Regions from separate parts of the Homo sapiens genome. Here region 2 is linked to region 1. Evidence: chromatin loops called from intact Hi-C (ENCODE). Cell type or tissue: pancreas. All regions are shown on one strand. Links, peaks and the distances in the headings refer to the core of each region. The heading gives the core; the rest is flanking DNA.

Region 1 (15,332 bases), core at 2,780-10,779:
ATAAAATGGATTTCATAGGTACTTTAATTATACCAGATTCACAGCTATCATTTGAAATTATCTGCAAAGAGAGAAAATGAGGGATCGTGGAGTTCAAGATCAATCTAAAGTGTTGCTGCCATCACGGGTCCGTGCTCAGCTGCATAGATGCTCTGTCCTTAACCCACCCGAGCTGACTACGCCCCTGAGCATGCAATGGCCCAGCCTCCACTCACCACGAGACTGCAGCAAAGGCACATGATAGGAAAGTGAAGAGGAAGAAAATCCGTAGGGCAGACGAATTTAACGTCCCACCTGCCCCATGGACAGCCAATTCCAAAATAAGTTATTTCTGAGCCTGGGAAGGTGGGAACACACTAAGTAGATACTGGTGACTTTATCTCACAGAATCCTCATCCTGAGTATTAAACAAGAGATGCTGATGATCACCTCCCAGGAATGGAATACATTATCCTACTAGAGAAAAAGAAAGGCTCAGTAGCATATTGTTAAGAAAATTTAAAACAGATGAAACAACGGTTCAAAAATATCACTGTCTAGCATCTCCAAATTCTGAGATACGACAAACTGTTTTAAGAGTCCCGTGCTTTGTAAAATTCAGAGGAAGAGTTATAGAAAAACAATAACTTCTAATACTACCTTAAAGTGACTCTTCTGAGCACACATTGTATGAGGACCCACAATTCTTAGAAAGAGCGTGAGGTAACTTCCTTTAAATCCCAGGAAGAGAATACCGCTAAGTCTATCCCCTCCACCCCCATTTCCAGGCTTGTCTAATCTAGATTCTAAAACATGCCTTTCTCCGTTAGAAAAACTGTAATTCAAATGCAGAACTGAGGAATGTCATATTATTTTGTATTTCATATCAATATTAATTATGGAGATTCAGCAATGAAAACCTAGTGGGCCTGAAGCCCACTGCTGTTGATTAAAGAGCCTTACTAAGACACAGCTCACTGTCCCTGGGAGGCCGAAGATTCAGCAGAAGAAAATCTTTTCTGCTTGTCACAATTAATAATCAAAAAATAACTTTTGAGGTTGGGAAAAAAAAGAACAATTTTAAGAATATTTCATACTAGCTGTCATGTTTAGCAGTGTCATTATTTAGGCCAAGGCTTTTACATGTGGGTTTAAGGAAAGATTGCTATATATGTCAGGAAGGTTCGCACCAACTCAACAAGTGCCTGCACATTAGCTGGGGAGCCGAAGAGCAAATGTCTGCTCATTGGTTGGGCTGAGTATTTCACTGGTCCTACACTACGCAGGTATCACCATGCCTCCAGAAGGGACTTGGTGACATCCTATGAGGTAAGTGAGAATGACTGTGATTGGTTTAGTTGAAGTAGAGCATATTGCAGGTGCACCCTTACAGTGAGTTTAAAGAAGGTGTGTGTTCTTGGGGTGTTCTGTAGTTTTCTCCTGAAGTTGTGCATTAGTTCTCACTGTTTATTGTTTCAGTCTCTGGTAGACTTGTCTTCTCCATGATTTGCTTTACTAAAAGGCCACCAATGGCATGCTCCAACATCACAGCTTATCTACTGGTAGGGAGAAGTCACAGTTTATATCAAGCCAGTCTTCCTGGACACCGCTGACTGGTGTTTTTCATCTCGCATTTGGGAAGCAGGCTCTCTGCGTTGATCTAGGCACTTCTATGTGATGCCTGCTCTCCTCACTGGTCTCACTAATGATGTGGACAGTCCACACTTTGATTCAGGAAGTTCTCTAAGCTCACCCTCCTCCTGGAATCCTATCCTACCTCCAGCTTTGATGCTTGTCAACACATTAAAATCTACTATCTTGGCTGGGCTCGGTGGCTCACGCCTGTAATCCCAGCACTTTGGGAGACCAAGGTGGGAGAGCCCAGGGAGTTCAAGACCAGCCTGGGCAACCCAGTGAGACCCCATCTCTTAAAAAAAAAAAAAGAAAGCCACTATCTCTATTCTTCTATTGTCAACTACATAATTTCTATCTAGTTCTTTTTCTCTTAGATCCAGTTTCTTCTTTCTGATGATTATTGGAATGTTAGGAGGTGAACTTACAAGCAACTCTGTAGGAAAAACATGCAGAACTCTTTAATTTATTCTATTAAAAGTCTTATCACTAAGGAATATACTCTATCATTAAGGAAAACATTCACCTGGCTGGGTATAGAGTCTTGGGGATCACCCCTCAACAGCTCTTTTTAAATTTCCAAAGCCTTGCACTGCATATTCAAAATATTATTAAGATCCACTTCTTACAGGAAGTTTCAATGCAGAGTGGACATGCATATTCCGGATTCTACGTCATAGTGCTAAGTCGAAGTCTGGATTCTTCCTGGTACTTTCCAGCCATGAGCCCTTCAGAGTCACTGAAACTCTGATGTCAGAAAATGTGAATGGTGGTGTCTAAGACTTCCAGACTTATTTGTCATGAGATCTTTAGGCTTATCTGTCAGGAAGCAAAAAGTCTCTAAGCAATGGACTGTGTAGCATTATGTCATCACTTTGTTGGGATTCTTGGTTTGATGAAGTGAAATAACTTTAAGAACTCACTGGTCACAGGGAAGTAAATGCTTGATGATAAAAACATACTCTTACATGTAGCATGATAAAATGTTTGACTGGCAATGTTGTACAGATACATAAAATTTAATCACTACATTTTAATGTAAAAGATTAGAAAATTCCTTAAACAACAGTAGTAACAATTACACAAAAACAAAAATTTTACCCATATTTCAATCAAATTCCAACACAGCATAAAACAGTGCTTCTGGTTACAAAAAAGAGATTAAATGTCTTGGCTTCTACTCTTAGAAAGAATCAGTTGAGTAAGAATTAAAACTCAATATGTCTTCCTCACATTTCCCTTCTCATCTTTATCTGCCATTCATTTAGACATGATCAGCCCTGCTATGTCTTTTCCGTATCTTCATTTTGATGAACTGTATGATTACAGTGTAAAATTCTCTTACATGGAAATGTTTAAGTTCCTCAATTTGATCTTCGCTGATTTTACTTACACTTTTGAAGTATGAGGTATCAAGAAGGCATGAAGGTTTCGGAGCTGTGCTATAATCACCATGAAACTTGAACTTTTTGCATTGTATCTGTCAAAAGAGAGGCTAAATGAAGTCAGGAATCACCACAGGCCACTTGCCCTGCACAGATGTCAGAACTGCTCCTTTCCCACGTACATTCCTTACCTGAGTCCTATCTGAACCTGGGCGGTCTCTACAATGGCTACATCCTCTTCACTGTATGTGACATCTTCCATTTCACTAGGTCTATATGGACAGGGAGTAGATGAACAGTTAATTAATGGGGTTATCGATTGTTATGGTTAACAGTTTGCCACTTAGTGATTCTGAATGAAAATCCAAATTAACAGCACTCCTATGCCCTCCCAGTGGAACTGATCCCAGCGAAAGCTTACTGTTTCAGAGGCTCTTTTCAAGAAGAGCCCGCCTCTGGGCTTTAGGGCAAAGCCTCTCTGATGACTACTTTCCTTATTACTAGAAATATACCACACCCTTGAGACATTTCAGACTTTCAGAAATACACGTGAGAAGCTTCATGTGCCAAACAGGGTCTGGTGAATTCTTCCAATATTCCCACTAAATTCAAGGTTTTTAAATTCTAAAGAGGGTCAATTGCCTCTGGGTACACCAATCTGTTTATCGATAATTTCCATGGCTAAGTCATTTTTGATATACTGAACTTTTCAGGCACACCACTTCTTTAACGGCTAAAGTCCTTACTAAGCCAAAGAGCGGACTAATGGTAGCAGTCCATTTACAGCATATAACCCACATCCACGGCGATGGAGATTCGCTGGAGCTAAAAGCGCCCCTGCTGAATCCTTACTGTTTCACGAAAGCTTCATAGACCCCACTGTCTCCAGCCACAGACTCATCAGACACAGCAGCCGACACACAAGTGGTTTTCTCCCCAAGCAAGTGGATCACTCTTCTTTTTGGTAATGATTTTTCCACATCTATGGAGGGGAGGGTGAGAGCACTAATCAGAATGTCTTATTTGGAAAAGTTAAGTATTAAATACATACATAGTTTGGTCATGAGCAATCCAAAATAAGATTTCCTTCTGGGAGTCAAGGATGTTAATATTCAAATCTACAGCTGTAAACAACTCAAGGCACTATGACTTATAAGATTCCTGGGACGCCAGTTTTTTCAGTCATTACTTGGAAGAGAATATGGTTTTTCTTTGTCCTGAAATATTTTAAGGGAAGGGATGAATTACACAAATTCTCATTGGTCCTTAGTCTCTTTCTTTCAAGCATTCACTGCAGTGTTCATATATTCAGGAATAGGAAATGATCTATCTCCCTCAAGTGACATTTCTATCACAGAGAGAGCTTCTAGCTACTCAATGGATAAGTTTCCACCTCTTTTGGTCTCCCCTTCTCTCCACATGCCATATCCTACATCTCCTGTGCTACTATTCTAACAGAAATAAAGAAAAAATGTCTTTGACTCACAGGAACTCCTCACCAGCCAATACCATTAAAAAACTTTTTGTGCTACTGAATCTTTAGTACCAATGACCACTTAACTTTTATCTCGAACTCATATTCATACACCAGCATCCTGCAGTGAGCAAGGAACATTCATTTAAGGCTGTGCTCTGTACTGTAATGAGCTGCAAGCCTGTGGTGCTCTTTCATCCTCCAGTGAGTGAGAGTGAGCGCAGGGATCTGTATTGGTATGCATTTTGGCCCCCTTCTGAGCCGTGACTTTACATCTTGTGAAGATGTTTAAGTTTTAAGGCTTCAGATTACAGGATTGATTGCTGCATTTTCCACTTTATTTCTGGCAGTGGGAATGCTTTTTCCTTGATGATGAAGTGCCTTCTCTCCGCCCACCCCCCTTTGTGAAGGGTGAAGGTGATGACATGATTTATTGATTACCCCCAGGAATAACCACAGCAGCCTGAAATTGACTTTGACAATGACAGTGACTGACTGCGGAAGGCCTTTGCAGTTATTCCAACGTGGTTGGTGTCATCCAGCAGGGACTGGCACTGGACAGCAAAGTTTACGTAAAAGGGACTTGACTTTACCTGCCTAAGCCTCTAGAGCACTGAGGGAGATGACAAACGTCCCTGATAGGGAGCCACCACCCCACATGCAGGGCAGACGTCCCCTGAAAAAAAGTGCTGGTGACTTGAAGATAATTCATCTTTCCTTTTTTTGAGACAAGGTCTCACTCCTGTCACCTAGGCTGGAGTGCAGTGGTGCAATCTCAGCTCGTCGCAGCCTTGACATCCTCCTGCCTCAGCCTCCTGGGACTACAGATGTCTACCACCATGCCCAGCTAATTTGTGAGAATTAGCCTTTATGGTTAAATATACGCTTTCACTTGTTTTCAGACATGCAACTGAATATTATCTGCAATCAAAGCTCTTGGATGTATTTTCTCTTAGGGTAACTTTTTAACAGCAGTTTTCTAATATATGCATTTAAAAAGTTAAAAACTGTTTCACAAAGGTTCAGAGATACTGTCTCCATCCACAAACTTTTCAGACACAGCAAGACCCAAGTGTCAGGAGCAAGGCATGGGCCAACCAGACACACTTGCAAGACAGGACTCCCAGACCTCAGGGTTACTGGGTGGGTGACAGACTTTAGGCAACTTTTTCCCTCATCACTCTCTCCCCTCTTCTCCAGCATCCAGCCTCACTTACTGCCCCTCCAAATTGGCTGAATGTTAGAAGTGGTCACTAGATACCACTCCAAATACAGGAAGAGCAAAACTACCTTGAAAGGTCAAAAGATGTAAGTTCAAAGCACAGGAAGGAACGCTGGCACAGAACATTCCATTTTCTTCTCTTTCTTCTTCTCATAGCTTTCCATGGTTTACAGTAAGAACTGTGTTTAGCCAGAGTTTATTACTTATCATCATCACTGTCACAGAGTACTAATAATTACCATGAACTGTGTGCTGAGTGCCAGACACGGTTAAGTGCTTCACATGTTATCACTGCATTAAATCCTTCAGCCTGACACAAGGATTACTGTAGCAACCCCATTTTGCAGATAAGGAATCATAATCCTGAGAGATTGGGTAGTGTGCTTACCCAAACACGTTGGTGACTAAAATGTGAGTGGAGGCTTGGCTGGTTCCAGGAGTGGTATGCACCCCCTAACACACACACACACACGCACGCACGCACGCACACACACCGTACTCCTTCCCAGAAGCAGTGGTGAAGGCCCCACGCGGCTTTCTGTTTTGTTGGGGCCATTATGTACACACACCATTCCCCTGGTTATTTTCTTTGTGGTTATTTCCATAACCTGCTACTTGTAGCTTTGACATCTCCCCAGGAGAGGGCGCACAAACCACACAAATGTCTCATGGGCCCTCCCACAGGCCCAGGCCACTGACAGGGCACAGCACTTGGCTCTTCAGTATTTGAAACCGTAGAAACAAGGTGGATTTGTCAATGTCTTTACATATCTGAATTGGCCAATCAATTACTCAGAATTCTTAGGACCATACATACAAATAAAAATGCTTCTGGGAACAGGAAGAGAGCACTTCTAAAGAGCCCTGCCCTGTTTTGTGTGGTCAGTAAAACATGTAGCTGTGAACAGGACAGCTGTAGATGAGCACTGGGGCTTTTATTTCACATTTTGTCTCAAGCTAGCTCTGGAACAGATCATCCTCCTCAGACCAACAGTGATCATCTGCCAACAAGGGAAACATCTTGTGCTCTTTACAATCATATCTAACATATTCAAAGTTCCTGCTTTGCAAAGGAAAACAAACAAACAAACAAAAAAATGATATTTTTCCTGTTTCTGTCTTTTTGAATACAAATGCAGGCCTAAGAACTACAATCTCTAGTAATCCCTTCCCGGGGCTGCAACTGTTAACCTGGCCAGAAGGTGGCAGGGTAATACCATACACTGCAACCTGCTGTTTTAAATTAACTTTTCGCCAGAAAAGGAGTCTGGCTTGAAACAAAAACTGTATTTATATAGAATTCCCTGAACAATCTAAACACTGAACCTTGGTACTAATTAGCTACTATGTTAATTGCCTTGGTTTTAATCTGTTTTAGGCCAACTTTTAAAAGAAAATCCTCTTCTTTGCCTTGCTATTTCAGAACTGGAATCTACTTGGAAATATGTTCACAACATATGTTCCCAGTCAGCTACCACACACAGAGTGTCTCTGGACAACTGAGCAGGTACTAAATGATTAAGTCTACTAAATAGGGAAGGTAATTTTTATTTGATAATGAAAAATATCTAGGTATATAAATAAAAGCTCCTTCTTAAATGAAGCCAAAACGATTACTCAAAAGAAAGAGAAGGGGAATCATACCCTTTGTTTATATGGAAAAATAATGCTCCAATCATTCTCCTTAAAATCACTAACAGGGAATACATGAAAGCAAAGGGCTGCATTTACCTGCAGTTCCTTCATATAATGGCTCCCTAGCACATTCATTAAGGTCTTTATCCTCTGAAAGAGACTGGGAGGCTCCTCCTGAATCAGAATCCAGCAAAATCTGATTTTCGATGAGGCTGATATCTGCAAAATGGCTACTCAACTCACAGTCTTCAAAGTCAGCAGTGAACTGATGGAGAGAGGCATCATGAGAAGAAGACATGGGAAACGTGCCTTCCAAAACCAAGGGAGAGCCTGGAGGAGACAAGGAGGAAAGGGAGGACCTCGAGGACAGGGAGGCCACAGACTTCGGGGCCTCAGCCAGTGGAGGAGTGTGGCCTGTTGCTGCAGCTGCCACTCCACAGAGTCCACTCTGGCCAGGCTGGCTAGGGGACTTGACCACCTCGTTTTCATGGATGGTGGTGATGGGTCCAGAAGGAATGTAACCGCTTTTCTCTTGCAGAAGGAAGTCCAGTTTATACTGATAATCCACATCTATCTGATCACTTTGACTGCTGTAATAGAGTTCGGTGGAACTGAGGGAGTTGAGTGACCCTCTGCTGGAGGTGTTCAGAGAGCCCCGACTCGATGCCAGGGAACCCAGGCTGCTCCCAGATGACATGGACAGGGTGCTGGCAGAGAGGCTGAAAGACAAAAAGCACACACCATAAAATCTGTTACAAAATGGAAAACCTAATCACAATCTCTACTGGCTCCTTCAGATCTGCAGAGGGAAGAAACCTGCTAAAGAATGGAATCAATGGCCAGGGACAGAGGAACTCCCTATATTACGGCCGTGTGTCAGTTAACGACCTGGTCTAGTTCTGAGAAATGCATGGTTAGGTGATTTCATCACTGTGCAAACATCACAGAGTGTACTTACACAAACCTAGACGGTACAGCCTACTGCACACCCAAGCTATGTGGTATAGCCTATTGCTCCCAGGCTACGAACCTGCACAGCAGTTGCTGTTCTGAATACTGTAGGCAATTATAACACAATGGTAGTATTTGTGTATCTAAACATAGCTAAACTAGAAAAAGCACAGTAAAAATACAGTATTACAATCTTACGGGACCACCATCATATATGCAGTCTGCCCTTGACCAAAAAGTCATCATGTGGCACCTAACTGTATACCATGTCTATGCTTCTTCGTTAACCTTTTCAGCCTTGCTCTCCAAATACTCTTTAAGTAGCAAATCTATTCTTATTAAACATTATCCTCCTTTTGCAAAAATAAAAGGAATCAAATACCTGTTGATAAGTTTATTTGCATAGACATCTAGAAGCCACTTTGCCATTAAAAAATATTGAAAGCAAGAAAAAACAGGGCAAAAGCGTTAATGTAGTTTTTTATTAAAAAAAAAGCTTTTTATTTTTAGAGAAAAGAAGGCAAGCTTATAAAAAGAAAGAAGTCACACAAAAGACCCTTGGGTTCGCTCACGTTTCCTCTTTGTGTGTGAATGTGAGGAGTGAGTATTTTTCTCATCAATGTAAGGAAATCTATGGCTATTTTAAGGCAAAGCTCCTCCACTTTCCCTTTTTAAAAAATGGGGCAATGGGAAAAATGCGTTATTATCCTAAATGTACTGACAGCTAAAACATATCTTCTTTCTATAACATATTTCAAATGTATTCCAAATATGACACTGGGTTCATGCAAAAGAAAATGTGACTTTAAATCTGATCACTCAAACAGTAACTGTGCTACTATAATGATTTTATTTAAAGTAGTTGGAAATAAAGTGAAAAGTAATCAAAGATGAACAAGAACATGCTATTCGGAGAAAAGCTTTCCCCTCAAAAATCTGATAAGCTCACCTTTTAAGTTGTGAATGCAAATAAGTAGTTAATTTAGTAGTTTCTTCAAGTTTCTGTAGCAGCTCTTTTCTTCTCTCTTCCAATCTCAATCTAGGAAGAAAAAAAATTATTTTCAAATGATTATAACAAAATATGAAAACTAAAAGGAAAGAAAGATTCTCATTGTACAAACATTACAGATCACAAGGGAAAAATGTGAATGGGCTCCACAGACAGAAAACAGGACACCGGCAAGAAGTGTGGGGGGCAGAGCTGCACGAGCCAAGCTGAAGGATGGGGAGGGAGCGTTATGCCCCATCACCATGTCACTGAGAATTTAAAATTGCTGGTAGCCTAGAATCTTTTTAAATGGGTAAGTAATATGGTCCTTTGAGTTGGGGAAGAAGAGTGAGGAGGAAAATAACCAAGGAAACAAAAAACTAACCAAAGACTAGAATCCTGACACAGATCTGTGACCTGGGAACCCTTTCCTAAAACATTTCACAGCAACAGTAAAGGTCACCCTAAATACCGAATTTAGTAACGCTTGTTCCAACATAGTATTTAGTGATAACATTCCCAACCCTGATTTGATAAGAATTAGCAATTAAGAAACAATTTTAGTCCACAATACCATTGTGGGCTAATTTGGGCTCAACTGTTTAGGGAAGAGGATGACCTAAAAGTGATTCCCCTTCCGAGCTACAGCACATCTCATCATCCGCGTCGGACTATCATAAAATTTCATCCACATTCAACTGCAAAAGTTTTTCTTTTTTTTAAGAGTACAGCATTATAGAACTGTATACTTGAATAGTAAGTCATTTTAAAATATACCAAGTACCCAGGGGTTTATGCAACTAAGAGTCTGTGCAAGTATAGTCTATGTCGTGTGAAGGTCTTTAGACATCATGAAATAAAGTAGTTCAGAGCAGTAAGCAGCAGAATGGAATTCAGAAAAAGGGCACCTGGGTTTCTAATCTTGATTTGCAGCTTACTAGCTGCATATCCTTGGTAAGTCGCTGAATCAAGGGTCTTACTTTTCTCATCTGTAAAATGGTGACTATAATTCCCCTGTGTCTCCCTGGTAAGGCTGTTAAAGGGATCAATGGAGTAATGTATGAGAAAGTGCTTGACAGAGAAGAAAAACAAATCTGACTTGTTCAAAGCCTCAGCATGCCCTGAAAAGTGGTGATATAAAAACTAGCCACTTTTCTTTGGAGAAAAATAAAATTTCCTTAATTTCTAATCTCTTTGAAATGTTATATATGTTTTTGGCAGTAAGGAAACATGCCCATATTTTATTTATAGGTATCTATCCCTTTGATGTGTCAACAACACTATTCCATTATATGTTAAACTAAAAAAAGTAATTCTTGCCATTTTCTTTAATACTTCAAAAGCGCGATAAATTCTTAATTCATGGCTTTCAAAGGTGTATTTTTAAAAGCAGCGGTCATTTTAAAAATCTTTCAAATATAAATAAAAACTCAACGAGGAAAAAAGTAATATGAAGTAGACTAACTGAATTAAAAGTGCACAAAGGTCTGAAGAAAGCCCCAAACTCTACTAAAATCCATGTCTTCTGAAACAAGAGAAACACTTCGGAAGGAAGTTTTAAAACTCAATATTGCTTTTATTAAAATGAAGCCTTTTTCTAATGCTTTCAGGAGGCACCAGGATGACGTCAGAATGTGACCCTGAGCCACACTTTCAGTGCTGTCCCTTCTCCATCACTAGGGAGCGTCCTCAGCCTTCTCCAGGTGATGCTCGGCAGCTGCTCTTCCAGCCCTTTAATGTCTGCTTTGAACCACAGATGCCTGTCTTTGTGTTCTTGTTCACGTTTCCCACTTAGCTCCTACAATCCCAGAATGCAGACATCAGCCCTTTCTCCCTGCAGCACAGGGTGCCCTGGCCAGTCCCTCCGTTCTTGCTGGTGTTGAGATGAAACCTTCCCTGGGAGAAGCATGAGGAAGGCACTGGGGAGAGGCACAGAAACCCTCCTAGTGGGCCGCAGTTTGTCTCTGATGTTATCACCAAAGCCTCTCCTAGCGAAAGCCTGAAGTCTTCCTCAGAATCCACGTGTATTTCATGTGAAATGCTCTCCCCAACTTCCCCATAACCAGGGGTTAGAAGAAATTGCAGACATCAGCCCTCTCAAAAGGGTGCACACCTGTCTCTCTAGGTTCTTCTCCAACTCCTGCCTGTTGGTCTGCTGGATGAGAAAGGGTTTCCTCTACTTGGCCCTTAAAAGATTCCTCCCCCTGGCCCATCTGCTCCACATCCCCTTTCAAGCTGCCCTTTGTGAAGTGTGGGCCTTCACACCTGCCTGACTCTGCCCTCAGTGCCCTGCAGGAGAGAAGCACAGCCTGGTTTCTCCTGAACTCAGAATTCTGCACCTAGGGAAAATTTCATGTCATCTATAGAAGCAGGAAGTCCCTTTTCCACTCAAAACTAAGTGACACTCATGCCCCCACCTATTTGCTTTAAAAAATTTTTCAGAAGCAGTGGCAAAAACATTCAAATAATTAAGAAACAATTAAGACGTCTTGGCAATTACAAGGCAAACCCCCAACACTTGTGATAAAACAAGGAGCAATGTTAAGATCTTACCAGCTATAGGAAAGCACAGAGTTTAAGGAATTTCAATAACTGCATGGGAAGAATACGAAAGATGCATAGAAACACCTTCCCTGCATGGTTTTTTTCATTTGCGAGCAATTTCTCTTTAGGCCTGGCAATGCTTCACCATGAGCACCTCTTTCCCACCACCAGGTGGCGAGCACAGTCGCTGCCATCAGGCCCAGTGGGCGACACTGCAGCCCTGTGGGGGCAGGAACAGAGCCGGGGGGGGGGGGGGGGGGGCTGTAGGATCACACTCAGAGACTGAAAATTCATGTGCATCTAGCTCCTTCAGACACCAACGTTCAGCAATGACTCGGAATCTTGCCAGAGGTCACCCCTGAAATAATGGGAACCCCAAATATAAGTGGAAAACAGGAATATGTTGGGGAATACGGCAGGTAGCTTTGACAGTCATGTAGGTACCAAGAAGAAAAGGAAGGATTTGGGGTTGGTGGCACACAATCTGTTCTATGATGAAACTGAGTTTCACACAGCAAATCCTACTTCCCAAAAGAAGCTCCAGCCAGCCCTGCTTTGACACTGAGGAGACACTGCTGGCAAGGGCGTTCTCTTCCCTCTTAAACTCCCGGCGTCAGTGCAACAGCAGCAATGAGCAGAGCAGAAACCCACACACACAGGAGGAAGACACGAAAGGGTGAAGCCATAAGAAAAAATGCCAGAGCATGGGGGAATAGAAAGCAAAACCATAATAGCAACAGCAAAACCCAAAGCCAGACGAGGTTGTATCTACTTGGGAAAGAAAGGATTCAGTGTTCCCAATGGCAGCAGGTTCTGCTCTTCTGGACATGTGAACTACTGAGTCACTTTGAGCATCCCAGGATAGGAGTTAGAAAGCTTTAAGCTGATCAAGCAAGAATGTCTGAGTCCTTCAACCTTTGATGGCAATGTAAGTATGAGGATTTGCCTTTGGCCATAGACACTGATAAGGAAACTAGTATCCACTTATTTGGAATACTAAATGACCTGGCTCTTCCAGGTAACTCAGAAAGTCAACATACTACATATATAAAATACATGTTTCCCTTCCTGCTAACATCCAATCATGGGAGACAGGGCCATGGAGGTATCATATCCACACCACTTACTCCCCAGATGACACAAACCCAGTGGCTGGATCTCACTAAATAAATAATTTTTAAAATAAATATCTTATAGCTCCTCTTCCTAATGAGTTCAAGCCTACTGTCTCTGGTGAGGTTTGGGCTGTTCGTTAAAAAAAAAAAAAAGGAAAAAAAGCCTCCTATTTCACTGGAATTTTGAGTTACTATGTGTGTGCAAACAAAAGTATAAAGTTTAGGTACTTAGGAAAAAGTCAAAGTTTAGGTTCTCAGGAACAAATTGCTATCTTTAATGTTATATCATGAGTCATTTTTTGGAAGCTCTACTCCTAATAAAAAAGGCAAGCAAGACGCCACCTCAATAAAAACTAAGACAAACAAATATGTCTTCTTTCTCTGCCAGAACAAATCTGTTTGTAAGTCCTTCCTAGATTCACCTACTACAAAGTAGAACAGCTGAGATGGACGTGGCACATTAGACACGTATGATTATATAAAATTTTATAATATGTAAATGCTATGTAGTAGTATGAAACATCATTGCTGTTTTATACATGGGCCACATAAAAGCTACCCATTTCATCATAGCTACTGATGACTATCCGTAGCTAGAAACTTTAGGTATACAAATTTAGACACATCAGGGTAATTCAGAAAAACAACAGCAACAACAACAACAAAAACAAATTAATTCTCCCTTGCCTTCTTACTCTTTTTGTTCCTTTTGGTCTTTGTCAGATGGGGCCTTGCTTTGCCAGCCTGGCTGACACTTCCCTCAGGCTGACCGTTTGGTCAGCAAAATTAGACAGAAAAGCCAGAACAAGAAGGGAAGAAAAGAAGGGGAAATGGAGGCAAAGATGAGAATTATTAAGAGGGCAGAAGATTATAGTTCAGAGGCTTTTCCTTTTGATACGTTTTCATGTTCCCTACAGCTATGACACTGAGGCTGCGTGTTACCTTGATCAACATTTTAACCCACAGAAGTCAACTCTCCTAAAACGGTTAACGTTGGGGTGGGTGAGTCCCCATGCTAACACCTACCTGGGAATGTCAGAGACGTCTTCCTCTCTCCCTCCCCCTGCTTTTCAAATGTTTTGATATTATGTAGCCATGCAACCCTAACATTTATTGAGGACAAGGAATTAGAAGGCAAGACGCCACAATTTTTTTTTTTGAAGCAACTGGATTATGGCTGGGTGTTTTAAACTTACTTCCAGGTCACTTGAAATTATATCAATGTGAATTTCTTTCCCATCACCCTGAAACAGGCACTGCTGTTTACTGGCTGGCCTAAAGGATGTACATGCGGTCGTTCTCAACGGCTCTCTGGTCTGTCCTGAAACAGGTATCCAACCCATTCTGCCATCAAGGCCTGGACCCAGGCTCTTATGCAGATGCGTTCATGTCAAACTGACACACAGAGGTCCCTTCACTTAACATTCCAGCTGATCTGTTTTGCAGAACTGGATTTTTTTAGATGGAATAATCAACTCACACCTTCCCAGAGAAAGATGGGAAAATTGCCTAGAGTATTTTCCTTTACAGTTTCACCTGTTTCACGGGAGGGATGCAACTGACAAACAAAATGCAAGTGAGTACGTTGTGACCTGTTAGGGTATCACAGGGAGGAAGCTGTCTTTTCCTCGTGAAATGACTAGCAATAAACTTTTGCATTCCTGTGAGTAATAAAACCCAGAATAGGAAGCTTCAGTTGCTCTAACAGTCTAGATAATTTTTCTTATCGGAGTGCAATAGTTTATAGCTATTGTTATCAGACTTCATCAATGATGTACATTCCTGGTTTTATGTCAGCATTCCTTAGTTATTCAACATCTGTCACAGGTTTTGCACGTTCCTAAAACACAGAACTTATCCTGTCGGGCATTAGGATGGTGCACTTTATTGTTCTACAGAAAGTCCATTTGTGCTGTTTCTCAGTCCACTAAGAACAGATGCAATTGAGATTTCCAAACCCAGGGAAAATAGTATCCAGTTAAGACACCCCCACAAGAGTTAAGCTGCCCTATTTCCAGAAGGAAAACAAACCTCTCGGCCAGAGCTCTGCTTGGTGTTCCCCTCACAGACAGCAACTCTTCTTCCAGCCGCTGCCTTTCAGCTTCTAGGCGTTCTAATTCATCTTGGGTACGTTTCTGTGGGGTGACGAACTGAAGCTCTTTCAAAAGTTCTTCTTTTTCATTAATCAGCATCAGTTTTTCCTTCTCAATATCCAGTGCCCCAGGCCAGGCCTCACTGTCCAATTTTGACAGTTCAATTTTTAAGTTGGCCATACTAAAAAAAAAAAGATAGAAGAGGTATGCACATACTTAAAACTCCTGAGAAAGGTAAACACAGCCTAAGCCAAATTTGGTGTTGACATGCTGTCCAGATTTTCCTAACTTGACCTTACCAGAAAGAGGTGTGG
Region 2 (15,332 bases), core at 4,100-12,099, 310 kb after region 1:
AATTGATTGGTTATCTACTTTAAGAATAAAAGAAAACTTCACTCTTACTTTACGCTATACACAGAAATCAATTCTAGGTGGACTGTGCAATGTGAAAAGTAAAATGATAAAAAGCTTTTAGAAAATAACATAGGAGCATTTCCTCATGACCTGTGGGTAAGAAAGTTTTTTTGGACAGAAAAGGCGATAACATTAAGTCAGATTGATAAATCGGACAACCTAATAATAAGACTTTCTGTTCATCAAAATATCTATTGAGGGAGTTTTTAAAGCTACAGAAAGGGAAAATATGTGGAATGCATATTGCTAACGAAGAAATTGTTTCCAGAATTTACATAGAATTCCTGCAAATCAAAAAGAAAAAGATAAACAACACACTAGAAAAGTGGGCACAATTTTCTATTAGGCTATTCACAAAAGAAGATATTTAAGGGGCCAAAAAATGTAGGAAAAGATATTCAACCTTATAAGTTTTCAGGGAATTGCAAATTTTAAAAGCACAATGGGATACAACCCACTGAAATGGCCAAACTTAAAAAGGCTGATGCTACCAAGGAATAGGAAGAGATATGAGCAACTATAATTCCCAAAAATGCCTGGTGGTAATGTAAATTGGTGCAACTTCTTTGTAAGACTGGCATTATCTATTAAAATTGAATATATGTATGTACTCTGTAACCAAACAATTTCACTCCTAGCTATGGAACCAACAGCAAAGCATACCCCCGTGTGTCAAAAGACACGAACAATAATGTTCTTATAACATTAGTCAGCCAAAACTAGAAACAACCAAAGCCCATCAGATATAAAATGGATACATAAATTGTGAGTGTGTTCATCTGGTTATAATTCATCAAGCTGAACACTTTATGATTTTCTATATAGTGCACATTGCTATACTTCATGTATACTTCATATGCTATACATCAATTAAGTGGGTTGTTGCATTTTTTTAAACCTGGTCTGGGGAACTGAGCAGAGTTTCAGCTGAAAGACACAAATCAGTATCATTTCAGGTCAAGTGATCAAAGCCTCTACCAATTTCACCGCATGGAAACTTAAAAAAATTTAAGACTTTTTTTTTTTTTAAGGAGGAAACAAACTCTTTTAAAGTCTGAGCCTGCATGCCGAAAGCTATGAAATGATGACAAATGATGACGTAGATCTTTGTCTATGCTCTAACATTCGGACATGATATACGATGATATTTCAATGATATTATCAATGATAACTGGGAAATATCTCAGATGAGGTTTCTGACCCTCCTTACTCATTGCTTGAACTCTTGGTTACTTTTCATATTTGCAAATTACTGCTAAGCACATACTAGCATTAAGTACATCAACATTCCTCAGAACAAATGTTAGAGCGAATACAAAACCTGTCCTCTTACCTAAAGCATATGGTTTTAACAACAACAGTGATGATTTTTCATGTACCAGAGATGAACAGTTTGGCTTCTGTCTTTTTAATGAATTCAATCTGTTCTTAGTCCCAGGCTTGTAGTATGCCTCTTTCTTTCTGAATGGCTCTCAAAAATGAAATGACAATCTGTAGATGCTTCCCTTTACCACCAAGGGTACTCATGTTTTGGAAGACATGGGAACAGATGAAAGTATTTGGTTCTAGGAATGGAAATTACAGATGGATAGAATCCCATTACAATGAGCTTCATTGGCATTTTCTGTTGAGCAATTAGCCCTTGCCTAAGTGGAAAGGCTTTCCACCACATTCTGAAGGGAGCAAGGCAAAGTGGGATTTTATTTATTCCAGAAAAAAAATTTCATATTTCCAGCCTCTTTTTCAGATAGATGTGTTCCTTTTCCAGACAAGACGCTTTTTCACGTCTAAGGCTAAGGGTGTGTGTGTGTGTGTGTGTGTGAGAGAGTGTGTGTGTGTGAGAGTGTGTGTGAGTGTGTGAGTGTGAGTGTGTGAGTGTGACAGAGAGCGTGTGTGCGTGTGAGTGTGTGAGAGAGTGTGTGCGTGTGAGTGTGTGAGAGAGTGAGTGTGTGTGAATGTGTGAGAGTGTGTGAGAGTGTGAGTGTGTGTGAGTGTGAGAGAGTGTGTGACAGAGCGTGTGCACGTGTGAGAGTGTGTGCGTGTGAGGGAGTGTGTGAGTGTGTGTGCGTGTGAGAGAGAGTGTGAGAGTGTGTGAGAGTGTGTGAGTGTGACAGAGTGTGCGTATGAGAGTGTGTGAGAGTGTGTGTGTGAGAGTGTGTGCGTGTGAGAGTGTGTGAGAGAGTGTGTGAGAGTGTGTGTGAGAGTGTGTGCGTGTGTGTGTGAGAGTGTGTGTGAGAGAGAGTGTGTGTGTGTGTGTGAGAGAGAGTGTGTGTGTGTGTGTGTGTGTGTCTGTGTCTGTGCCTACACAATATGTATTCCCGAACCTGGGCCTGGAGTATAAATTAGATATTTATTAGGGATTCTTATTTATACTTCATTACTTTGTTTAACAAATGTTTTAAAAGTCCAATTAATTTAATCTAATTTTTAATACAGCAGAAGCTGCATGCCATAAGATTGCATGACAAAGTGCTATAAATGATATAATTCATTTGAAGCAAGATTTTGTAAACACATGCACAATAAAAATCGCCAGGTGTCTCTTATTTTGTAGATGTTGTCATTAGTCAAAAGTAAGCAACATGCAAGTAAAAATACAAAAAAAGACATGTTATAAAATAGTCCACAATATTGACGGCACACCTCCTTTTGGTGGATGCTCTCAGACCTTTTAGAATAAAACATACTGAAATACCACCAGTTATTCTGTGTTCCTCTGTTCACAAAGATTCTGGGCTTGGCCAAGCTTTGCTCAAGAGCCTTTTCCTAGGCCCATCTGTGTACTTCCTTGTAAAATCCAGTTTTAGAAAAAGAGCCCTTCTAAGTAAAGTTAGCCAAAACCTCCCACCCTCCGTATCTGATCATCCTTGATATCTGATCGGGTTCCTCATCCTCCATCAGCCCCCAGATGATGTCTGATTGCCCTGGCTTGCCTTCTGCAAGAATCCTATTAGGTCAGGTTAGCCAGAATCCCCCTTACCCTGACATTTCCTCTTAGTAATTTTCTATCCACTGACCACCCCCCACCATTCCTTGGCCAAAAGTTCACTTGCCCACGCTATGTTCAGAGTCGAGGCCAATTTCTCCCCACCATAGCAAGACTCCATTGTAGCGGTCCCAAGACGATCACAATGGTCCTGAATAAAGTCTGCCTTATGGCACTTTAAGAGGCATCATTGGATAATTTTTCTTTAACACTATCATTAGTTTTACTTAGTCCTTAAAAGGCAATCTACTACTACTCAGAAGCCCAAAGAACACATGGTTTATTTTCTATTATTGATATAATCTTGTTCTCAAACTTCCAGTCTGTGTATGTAGGATGCTTGTGGGAGGAGGAGAAACGGCTTGCCAAGTAAAGCTATCTCTTCTGGTTTGAATACTCTAGTCCAGGTAAATGTTCGGGTGTTCCAAGGTTTTCCCCTTTCCCTTCTCTTCCCTAAGACAGTGTTTGGATATAGATGCTTAGTGAGGGCCGTCTCAGGGTGGTGAGGAGATGGGGGCCTCAGGTCCCCAAGCCCAGCTCCTTGTGCTGCCTTCTGGATGATTGCTTGCCTCATTGTTGATGTCTCTAGTTACCTGCTCCCTGTGCACAGATGGCACTCACTGGTGACACTTGTGGCTCATGAATTTGTGGTCTATTATTTTGGCTGACCAGGGCCAATAGACACCCCTCGCTTTGAGTCCTATCAGCTCTGGCTGGCATTTCTGGCTGCTATGGCTCTTAATTGTGTCCTCCAGAAGGGAGGAAAAGAATTTTCTCTCTACCCTTTATAGTTCTGAACTACAGTGCTTAGTTCATAGTTCCTGTAACAAAAGACAGATTAGCAAGATAAAAATGAATAGAGGTTTATTAACATGTGTACCTCATGTATACAGTGGGAAAAAAACAGAGAAGTGAATCTCTAGACTAGCTCTCCAAGAAGGAGTCTAAACTTCGGACTTAAATGCTGTCCCTTGTCTGAAACAAAGAGATGGCCAAGAAAAGCTCCTTAAATAAAGACAAGGCTTGTTACGCAGATTTCAGGTGATGCCTTCACCACTGCTCAAGAGTGTCTGGAGATCTAACCATCCTTTCCTTCCTGGTGCAGAGAGGGAGCATCCCACCAGGTGGAAAGAGGTCCTTTATAGATGTAAATTAATTTTACAGAAGAACAACTTTTCAGAGTTGAACTTATGTCTGCAGTTTCTCAAAATAACCAGCTCAAAATAATCAATGTGCCAAAGAGGTGTATTTTGGGGTGGCATATTCTGGTCTCCTCTAGTCATATTTTGGGATAGTGGGTCCCGAGCACCATCATTCCATCTGCTCTTGCTTTCTTCCTTTTCTTTCTCTCTTCCTTCCCCCATCACCCCCTCCTTCCCTTCTTTCTCCTCATCTACTCATACTTATTGGGTACCCAGTATAAGCACACACTCTACTAGGCACAGGGAATCTATAAATAACCCTGAGGACTGAACTCTGATCTTTTTTCTCCTGTCCAAATTCCTATATAAGGGGCCTGGGGAGTTAAACCCCATAAACCATAAACTCTTGTTAAACAGATTTGTTTTTCTTAAAAAGAACTTTCTTCCCTATGGAAAAATCTGTATTTCAAATTCATGTTTACTATTAAATACAGAAATCTATCTTTCCGAATGAGGTTGCTTAAGTTCCAAATTATCCTAAAACCCAGCACCCAACTGATGTATTGAAAACTCTAGGCTTGGACAGGTGTGGTGGCTCATACCTGTAATCTCAGCATTTTTGGAGGCCAAGGTGAGTGAATCACTTGAGGCCAGGAGTCTGAGACCAACCTGGCCAACATGGCCAAACTCCATCTCTACTAAAAATACAAAAACCAGCCAGGCAAGGGGCACATGCCTGTAGTCCCAGCTAAATGGATTTTAAAAAGTTAACCTGGTGTAATGTGGCTTACTTTCCAACCTAATTCTGGTATAGCATCACAGGACAGGAGCAGACCTCCTTATCTTAACTCAGGCATTCCTTTCCAAGTCTTTAGGCAAAGCTTAAATCTCTCAACCAATTGTCAACAAAAGAATCCCTAAAACCCACCTATGGCTTGTAAGCCCCTATTTCGGAATGTCTCGCCATTTTGGACTGAACCAATGTATCCCTTCTGTGTATAGATTTATGATATTGTCTGCAATTCCTGTCTCCCAGAAATGTATAAAAGCAAACTGTAACCTGACTACCTCGGGCACACTTTCTCAGGAACTCTTGGGATTGTGTAGCCCCGGACCATGATCACTCCTAATGGCTCAGAATAAACCTCTTAAAATATTTTGATAAAATTTGGTTTTTCCATCAGCCAACACTAAGATGCCTGCTCCTTGGAGCTTACATTTTAATGGTGGGAATCAGATAATGAGCAACAAGCAGAAATAAACAGATAGTATGTTAGAAGGCGATGAGTGCAATGAAAAAGAAAAAAAAATTGAAGCAGAGTAAGTGATATCGGGTGCCAAGATGCAGGGATGGGGCAGGAATAGTGTTCCATGAAGTAACTGCGACAGGCAGGAGCAGCCAGGTTTTGTGGGACCCAAAGCTTATACAATTTGAAGGGCCCTCCTCCTTAAAAAACACAAACCTGGGGCCGGGCGCGGTGGCTCACGCCTGTAATCCCAGCACTTTGGGAGGCCGAGGCGGGTGGATCACGAGGTCAGGAGATCGAGACCATCCTGGCTAACACGGTGAAGCCCTGTCTCTACTAAAAATACAAAAAATTAGCCAGGTGTGGTGGCGGGCACCTGTGGTCCCAGCTACTCGGGAGGCTGAGGCAGGAGAATGGCGTGAACCCAGGAGGCGGAGCTTGCAGTGAGCCGAGATCGCGCCACCGAACTCCAGCCTGGGCGACAGAGCAGGACTCTGTCTCAAAAAAAAAAAAAAAAAAAAAAACAACACAAACTTGGAGCACAAAATTAGTCCCTAAAGTTAATATTTGACAATAGGTGAAAGATTTATACCAGCTGAAGGGAAATCAGAGTTTTGAATATGTATTTAGAATTAGAAAAGATTGCAAGTAATTACTGTAACAATGGCATTACAGGTCCCTATGTTCTGATTAGGCAATTTCCCAGGAATACTGACATAGAAATGCTTTCTAATCATAAACTGGCCTCACCTATCCATGTTGTACAACTATGAGCAACTTCTAGCACACACAGGGCCTGTGGGAATTATGTACCCCAAAACTGAAGCTTCTCTAGCTTCCCAGATCAATGTGCCTTTGCAGCTGTGTCTCACTGAGAAGGGGTATTTGTCCAGGAGAGAGAGAGTTAGCCAAGCATATAGATACCAGGAAGAAAATTGTCGCAGAAAGAGGAAACACATTCCATCCAGAGCCTCCATCTGTGCCATAGGGGCTGCTCCATTCATGGGCGTTTTAGCAGGTGTTGGGGTGGCAAGGGAAGAGGCTGGCTAGCATCAGTTGGCTGTGCCATACTTTCTGCCTCCTTGCTGAATGCCTCTTCTGCCATGCAATGCAAAGATCTTCATAGTTTGTGTCCTCTTCCCCAGGTCTATCCATATGTATGTCTCTTCCCTAGACTTCCTGGTTCCCATTTTTCAAACTTATTCCTTCCATGTCCTTAACAAACCAGCAAAAGCCATTCTGAGAGTCCACAACCCAAAAGCTTATGCCTAAGATTCCATGTGTACACTGACCTTGAACCATGTTCTTCTCGATACAAAGGTATCACTAGGTGCTGTGTCCAGTGCTTGGCCCAGTGGGAGGACTTTTTCCTCATCACCATCTTTCAGGGCCACCTTCGGGTAGATCTGTCAAGTAGCAGTAGCCTATTTTTAGCTGGGATCAACATACTCCACTGACTCATCTTTGAGCCAGGCCATTTTTTCTCTCTGTCCTCTGGCCATCAGTGTGAGATGAGGGAGGGATGATGGTGCACATATTCTTTTCTTAGAGCTCTCATAAAATGTGCCACAAACTGGATGGCTTAAAACAATAGAAATTTATTATCTCACAGATCTAGAGGCTGAAAGTCTGAAATTAAGGTGACAACAGGGCAAAAGTCCCTCCAAAGGCTCTAGAAGAGAATGCTGTGCTTCCTCTAGTTTCTGGGGTCTTCATGTGTCTTGTGGCAGCGTAACTCCCATTTCTACCTCCTTCTCTACGTGGCCTTTCTCTTCTTCTTCTTCTTTTTTTTTTTTTTTTTTTTTTTTTTGAGACAGGGTCTTGCTCTGTCACCCACGCTGGAGCGCAGTGGCACGATCTCGGCTCACTGCAACCTCCGCCTTCTGGGTTCAAGCAATTCTTGTGCTTCAGCCTCCCAAGTAGCTGGGATTACAGGCCTGCACCACCACGCCAGGCTAATGTTTGTACTTTTAGTAGAGATGGGGTTTCGCTGTGTTGGCCAGGCTGGTCTCCAATTCCTGGCCTCAAGTGATCCACCCACCTCGGCCTCCCAAAGTGCTGGGATTACAGGTGTAAGCCACTGTGCCTGGCCCCCACATGGCCTTCTTGTAAGGACACCATTCATTGGATTTAGGGCCACCCTAATCTAGTATGACCCAATCTTAACTAATTATGTCTGCAAAGACCCTATTTCCAAATAAAGTCACAGTCGGAGGTTGATGTAGACATGAATTTGGGGGATGCTGTTCAGTATAGCGCAGGAGGGTTAGGTAGCATTGGGTCTGGGTGGCTGGGTTTGACAGCTCACTTGTGGCCTCTGTACTAGCTCAAGCCTGATCTCAAACACACTGCTCCCTCCCATCATACGGTGGAATCCTGCTGGAATCACCAACAGTATGTCTGGTGGTTTGCTGGCTCCTAAGAGGCAGTTCTGGTGTCAGCATCACTTGATGTCCCATGTGAGACACTCAGTTTTCACCAGGGTCAGGGTCCCCTAGCATGAAAGGTGCTGCTTTTCGAATGGTGTATACTTTCATCTGGCAGATGACATGGCCTTGCTCCAGGATTCTAGGGTTCTGTGCTGTATCGCTTCTACAGGGAATTTCCAGAGACTTCATGTAACGTCTTTGTCTACTGTAGATACTTCCAGAACCAAGGGATCTTCCAGGACATGAGGCCCAAGCAGCAGTCCTGTTTGCCTCCTAGGCTGAATCTGCTTCAGAGCGCTCTCTTGTTCTGGACCCCAGCCAAAACCAGCAGCACTGAGCCAGCCAATAAGTTGGTCATAGAGATGATCCCAAGCATGGAGTATGCTGCTTCCCAAACCAAAGAGGCTTACTAAATATTGCACTTTTTTCTGCATGGGCCAAGATATAAGGCGAAATAACTTGTTTTTTACCTTGGAGGGGATATTGCAACACGCCCCAGATGACTGGACTCCTAATAACTGCAGCATTGTGTGAGGCACCTGAATCTTTCTAGTCTCTCTCTCGTCCCCTGGAGCACGTGTGTCCTACCAGGGTGTCTAGGATATTTATCACTTCCAGCTTATCAGGTCTGATGAACACAATGACATCAATAAAGTAGACCAGTGGGCTGTTCTATGTAACAGCAGAACTCTTCTGACTGTATTTTCAGAAGTAACGTAGCCCTGAGACAGGGCCATAAATGTTCACTGTTGTCCATCTAAAGTGACTGCAGTCTGCTTCTGATCCTACTTCCTGATGGGTGTGAGAAAAGAACACATTTGCAAAGACAGTGATCGTCTGTTCTAGAGAAGACACTTCTGGATTAACAGCTTCCATTGGGGCTATCACCTAATTATATTTGTAGAAGTCTACTGTCATCTGTCATGAGCCATCTGGTTTTTACAGGGGCTAGACTGGTAATAAAATGGGGATATAGGCCAGGCGTGGTGGCTCATTCCTGTAATTCCAGCACTTTGGGAGGCCAAGGTGGGTGGATCACTTGAGCCCAGGAGTTCAAGACCAGCCTGGGCACCACAGCAAAACCCTGTTTCTACCAAAAAACAATACAAAAATTAGCTGGGCATGGGGGTGCGCACCTGTGGTCCCAGCTACTCAGGAGGCAAAGGTGGGAGGATCGCTTGAGCCTGGGAGGTCAAAGCTGCAGTGAGCCAAGATTGTGCCACTGCACTCCAGCCTGGGCAACAGAGCTAGACCTTGTCTCAAAAAAAAAAAATGGGGATGTAATGAAGACCACCACCCTTGTATCCTTTAAAGTCTCCGAAGATTGTCTTAATCTCTGCCATTCCACCTGTTATGTTGTGCTGTTGTTTCTGATTGGCCACCGCCTGCTATAAGTAGGATACTACTCCTCTTACTTCACAAGTCACAGAGTCAAGTGGGGATATTGCTAGTGGCTCAGTGTGCCCACCCAGGTCATGGATTCTGGAACCAGGATGATGACCACCAAATGAGTGTGAGGGAGCCCCACTGTAAGTGGGCCTAGGCTAGAACCCCATTTTTTCACATTGTCTACATATGGTCCTACTAATGAGGGGGCATGATGACACTGGCATTGTTCGCTCAGCTGACCTCTACTTTTTCATCAGCCATTCTTTTTTTTTTTTTTTTTTGAGGCAGAGTCTCGCTCTGTCACCCAGGCTGGAGTGCAGTGGCGCGATCTTGGCTCACCATAACCTCTGCCTCCCGGGTTCAAAGAATTCTCCTCCCTCAGCCTCCCGAATTGCTGGGATTACAGGTGGCCGCCACCATACTCAGTTAATTTTTTTGTATTTTTACTAGAAACGGGGTTTCACCATGTTGGTCAGGCTGGTCTTGAACTCCTGACGTCAGGTAATCCACCCACCTTGGCCTCCCAAAGTGCTGGGATTACAGGTGTGAGCCACCACGCCCAGCCTTCATCATCCATTCTTGATGCCTTTGATTGCATATGTCAAGCAATACCCTATTGGTTGCACACGCACCCAGCTCCTAGGAATGCCATTGTGTATTAGCCCTCTACTTAGGCCCCTGTGGGTAAGGGCAGTAGTATCATATACTGCCCTCAAAATCCTCTGTGCTCTGCCTAGTTGTATTAGTGCATTCTCACACTGCTATAGAGAACTACCTGAGACTGGGTAATTTATACAGAAAAGAGGTTTACTGGCTTTACAGGAAGCATGGTGCTGGCATCTGCTTGGCCTCTAGGGAACCCTCGAGAAGCTTACGATCATGACAGAGGGCAAAGGAGGAGCAGGCACATCACATGGTGAAAGCAGGAGCAATAGAGGGAGAGCGTGGCAGGGGAGGTGCCACACACTTTTAAATGACCACATCTCATGAGAGCTCACTGTCATGAAGACAGCACCATGAAGGATCTGCCACCATGATCCAAACACCTCCCACCAGGCCTCACCTCCAGCATTCGGGATTACAGTTCAACTCGAGATCTGGTTGGGGAGAAATATCCAAACTATATCATAGGCTTATTCATATCGTATGTCTATTTCTTCTTTTGTGAGTTTTGGCATATTGTGTTGATATGGACAGGAGACAGGGAAATAAATACTGGGTAGAAGAGGGCAGTTCCCCAGCCAAGGCCCTACCCCCAAGCCTGGAAACCTATGGCCCTAAATGGGAACAGGCATTCCTTTTTTTGTACCCAAAATTTGCCTTTTGGCCCACCATGCCCCCCTCTCTTGTATCCATATAAATCCCAAACCCAGGCTCCACTAGCAGATGAGCAGACAAACAGAAGAGCGGAGGAGCAGAAGAGTGGCACAGCAGAGGAGAGAAGAGAAGGAACGTCTGAACGTTGAAAGGAAGTCAGCTGGGGATGGTCAGAGAGATCGACTGTGGGACAGCCAAACTCCAGGGGAAAATCATCTTCCCGCTCCATCCTCTTTCCAGCTCCGCATCCACCCTGCTGAGAGCCACCTCCATTACCCAATAAAATCCCCACATTCACCTTCCTTCAAGTCCATGTGTGACCTGATTATTCCTGGATGCTGGACAAGAACCCAGGCACCAAGAGGGCACTGAGCTGATTAACACTTAAGCTGTCTGCGAATGGCAGAGCTAAAAGAGCACTGTATTATGCCCACTGGGCGTGAGAATTGAAGACACTCACCCCTAGATGCTACTGTGGGGTCAGAGCCCAAAAGCGTTTGCCCCAGTTCCTGCACCTGTCCATCTGTGTGCTCCCCCTCCCATAAGGGGTTTGAGTGCGCATGGTGGCCAAACAGACAAGACACAACCCTGTCACATGTCCTGTGAGGGAGGTCAGGGAACTCTCCCATTTCAGTATCTTTCAAGGAAATGGTCCATTTAATCTAAGTTATCAACTTTGTGAGCATAGAGTTGTTCATAGTATTTCTTTATACCGTTTTAGTGTCCATGGATCTATAGTGATGCCCCCTTTTTTATTTTCAGTATTAGTAATTTATGGCCTCTCTTGTTTTTGCTTAGCCTGTTTAGAAGCTTATCAATTTTATTAATCTTTTCAAAGAACAAGTTTGGTTTTGATTTTCTATATTGATTTTGTGTTTCCAATTTCATTGATTTCTGCTCTAATTTTTGTCACTTTATTATGCTTACTGTGGATTCAATTTGCTCTTCTTTTTCTTGTTTTCTAAGCCCAAAGTTTAGATTCTGATTTTAGATGTTTCTTTTTATCATTGTATGTATTCAATGCTATACATTTTCCTCTAGGTGCTACTTTGGGTATATTCCACACATTTTGAAAAGTTGTGTTTTCGTTTTCATTTAGTTCAAAATATTTAAAAATTTCTCTTGAGATTTCTTTTTTGATCCATGTGTTATTTAAAAGTGTGTTGCTAATTCTCTGAGTATTGAAATTTTTCCAGCTATGTTTCTTTTTTTTTTTTTTTCTTTTTGAGACAGGGTCTTACTCTGTCGCCCATGCTGAAGTACAGTGACAAAATCACAGCTCCTTGTAGCCTCAACATCCCAGGCTTAAGCAATCCTCCCAACTCAGGCTCCTGCATAGCAGCTGGGACTGTAGGAGCCTGCCACCACACCCAACTTTTTTTTTTTTTTTTTTTTTTGTAGAGATGAGGGTCTCGCGATGTTGCCCAGGTTAGTCTCTAATTCCTGGGCTCAAGTGATCCTCCCACCTCAGCCTCCCAAAGTGCTTGGATTACACGAATGAGCTATTCCATCTGGCCCCCAGCTATGTTTCTGCTATTGATTTCTTTCTCTTTTTTTTTTTTTTTTGAGATGGAGTCTTGCTCTGTCGCCAGGCTGGAGTGCAATGGCGTGATTTCGGCTCACTGCAACCTCCACCCTCTAGAGTTCAAGTGATTCTCCTGCCTCAGCCTCCTGAGTAGCTGAGACTACAGGTGTATACCATCATACCCGGCTAATTTTTGTATTTTTAGTAGAGACAGGGTTTTGCCATGTTGGCCAGGCTGGTCTTGAACTCCTGACCTCAAGTGATCTGCCCACCTCAGCCTCCCAAAGTGCTGGGATTACAGGCATGAGCCACTGCACCCAGCAGCTATTGATTTGTAATTTAATTCCATTGTGATCTGAGAGCAGACATATGATTTCTATTCTTTTAAATTTGTTAAGGTGTGTTCAATGGCCCAGAATGTAGTGTATCTTGTTGAATTATCTGTATGAGCTTCAGAAGAATGTATATTCTGCTGTTGTTGAATGGTCTACAGACATCAGTTATATCAAATTGATTGATGATGTTGAGTTCAATTATGTCTTTACTGATTTCTGCCTATTGTATCTGTTCATTTCTGATAGAGGAGTGTTGAAGTCCCCCACTGTAGTAGTGGATTTATCTGTTTCTCCTTGTTCAGTTTTTTACTTGTTAGGATGAAATGGCACTTCCAAACTTTTTATGTGCCAGAATGGAAGCTGGAAGTCTGACTGCTATTTCTTATCTAATATTCATTACTTATTTTTAGTTTATATATATTTTTTGAGACAGAGTCTTGCTCTGTCGCCCTGGCTGGAGTACAGTGGCGTGATCTTGGCTCACTGCAACCTCAACCTCCTGGGTTCAAGCAATTCTCCCTGCCTCCGCCTCCCGAGTAGCTGGGATTACAGGCACCCACCACCACGCTTGGCTAATTTTTTGTATTTTTTAGTAGAGACGGGGTTTCACCATATTGGCCAGGCTGGTCTTGAACTCCTGACCTCAGGTGATCTGCCCACCTTGGCCTCCCAAAGTGCTGGGATTACAGGTGTGAGCCACCATGCTCGGCACATTACTTATTTAGTGGATACAAAACTAGAAGGACTTTCTTATTTGTTGTTTCAACATAAAATACATACGATTTATATATAAGAAACATAAGATTTCTAATAAGAAACAAGATTTCTAAGGACTTTTACAAGTTTGGGTGCAATCCTTGCTTCACAATTCCATTTTTTCCTGTAAAATTTTAAGTAATTCAACTGTGTGTCTTCCACTTATGGGAATTTTCAGGATCTCAAGCCTCATGTTCAAACAGATAATACTGTAGCTTCTACATTATATATGTGGGCATGTATGTCAGTGGCAATCATAGTGCAATTTGAGTCCCCTAATGGATATTCCTGTTTTTTTCCCCAACCAACTTAGCTCAAAATTTCCACACATTCTTTTTTTTTTTCATTTTTAATATTTTAAGTTATTCTTTTACATCATCTCTTATAACTATGGCTTTCTATTTCCCACTGTCATCACCCTAGTTGATATTTAGATTCTTGCAAAAGCCTCCTACCTGGCTGGGAATTGAACAATGAGAACACTTGGACACAGGAAGGGGAACATCACACACCGGGAGCTGTCGTGGGGTGGGGGGAGGGGGGAGGGATAGCATTAGGAGATATACCTAATGTAAATGACGAGTTAATGGGTGCAGCACACTAACATGGCACATGTATACATATGTAACAAACCTGCACGTTATGCACATGTACCCTAGAACTTAAAGTATAATAAAAAAAAATTTTTTAAAAAGGACAAAGAAACATCAAATGTAAAAGAATAAAGTGTTAGACAAATGGTTAAAAAAAAAAAAGCCTCTTACCTGGCATGTCTAATTTGAATATCTGCTCTTTCCAAGTTAACCTCTCTATTGCTCTTAGATTGTTTTTTCTAAAATTCCCCTTTTGCAATGTCATTACCCTGGCCAAAATTTTCAGTGATGTGCAATGATCTCTAGTAGCAATCTCAAAACTTACTTGATTGTGTATATATCAATAAAAATATTTTGAGCATGTGCCCTAATCTATATGTTTTAAAAAAATAAATTATACATATATACTCCTGTCTATCCATATATTTAATATTAGTTAAGCTTAACTTTAAAAATAAAACTAATTATAAGTGAGAGTTATAATTTTTTTTCTTCATCCCAAAAGATCACTTAGTGTGATTCGTTTTGGGTAATGGTGTATAGGCAGAATTTTTTTAAAAAGTTATTTATGTATTAAATTTTACTTTAAATTCTGGGATACATGTGCAGAATGTGCAGGTTTGTTACATAGGTATACATGTGCCATGGTGATTTGCTGCACCTGTCAACCCGTCATTTAGGTTTTAAGCCCCGCATGCATTACGTATTTGTCCCAATGCTCTCCCTCCCCATGCTGCCCACCCGCCGAAGGCTCTGGTGTGTGATGTTCCCCTCCCTGTGTCCACGTGTTCTCATTGTTCAGCTCCCACTTATAAGTGAGAACATGCAGTGTTTGGTTTTCTGTTCCTGTGTTAGTTTTCTGAGAATTATGGCTTCCAGCCTCATCCACGTCCCTGCAAAGGACATGAACTCATTCTTTTTATGGCTGCAGAATGCTTTTTTTTTTTTTTAGACGGAGTCTCTCTCTGTCGCCAGGCTGGAGTGCAGTGGCGTGATCTCAGCTCACTGCAACCTCTGCCACCCAGGTTCAAGCAATTCTCCCGCCTCAGCCTCCCAAGTAGCTGGGACTACAGGCGCACACCACCACGCCCAGCTAATTTTTGTATTTTTAGTAGAGACGGGGTTTCACAATGTTGGCCAGGATGGTCTCAATCTCCTGACCTCGTGATCTGCCCGCCTCGGCCTCCCAAAGCGCTGGGATCACAGGCATGAGCCACAGCGCCCAGCCAGAACACTTTTTAAAAAATCACTGATATGGGTTAGCGTCATGGTGCTGAACAATCACCGCACATTACCTCATCATTGTGTCTCCTGGCCTTTGGACATTGGAGACGCCTAACTTTTTCCCCTCACTCGGGAAAAAAAAAGGAAATGTATAGATGGTAATCTCTGTAGGATTCTATTTTCCAAGATGGAATACCAAAGGAGTCAAGATTGTCTACCCTACATGCTGAAGGAATAAAGTATCTTTCCCATGGAGAGAAGCAGACTGATAATGAAAAGAAATGAAGGGTTTAAATAAGTCTTCACATGAGCTGAATAATCCAATTTTG

Evidence for each region. Hi-C counts contacts between places; a loop is a spot of excess contacts. Peaks named below come from ENCODE experiments on the same cell type or tissue, not always from the same donor. Only the 100,000 strongest peaks of a DNase experiment are listed, where the experiment ranks them.
Region 2: a loop joins it to region 1, with 3.0 times the contacts of the local background. A loop is called at or near these places in 5 of 110 quality-filtered maps.

Annotation. Positions count from the first base shown.
Region 1 is chr4:183,253,624-183,268,955 of GRCh38, reverse strand. It overlaps WWC2 (WW and C2 domain containing 2), which reads right to left. Exons shown (of 23, transcript NM_024949.6): 9 at 14,957-15,199; 10 at 9,228-9,317; 11 at 7,424-8,046; 12 at 3,849-3,978; 13 at 3,188-3,268; 14 at 3,005-3,091. Among named protein-coding and RNA genes, the nearest start is that of WWC2-AS1, 21 kb to the right of the region's middle. RefSeq lists a silencer at 11,999-12,058. In pancreas, for the core only: CTCF peaks have their summits at 6,293 (motif pointing right) and 6,881 (motif pointing right); a DNase peak (open chromatin) is centred at 6,355; H3K27ac peaks cover 456 bases.
Region 2 is chr4:182,947,154-182,962,485 of GRCh38, reverse strand. No RefSeq gene overlaps it. Among named protein-coding and RNA genes, the nearest start is that of DCTD, 37 kb to the right of the region's middle. In pancreas, for the core only: no CTCF peak of the experiment used is centred there; no DNase peak of the experiment used is centred there.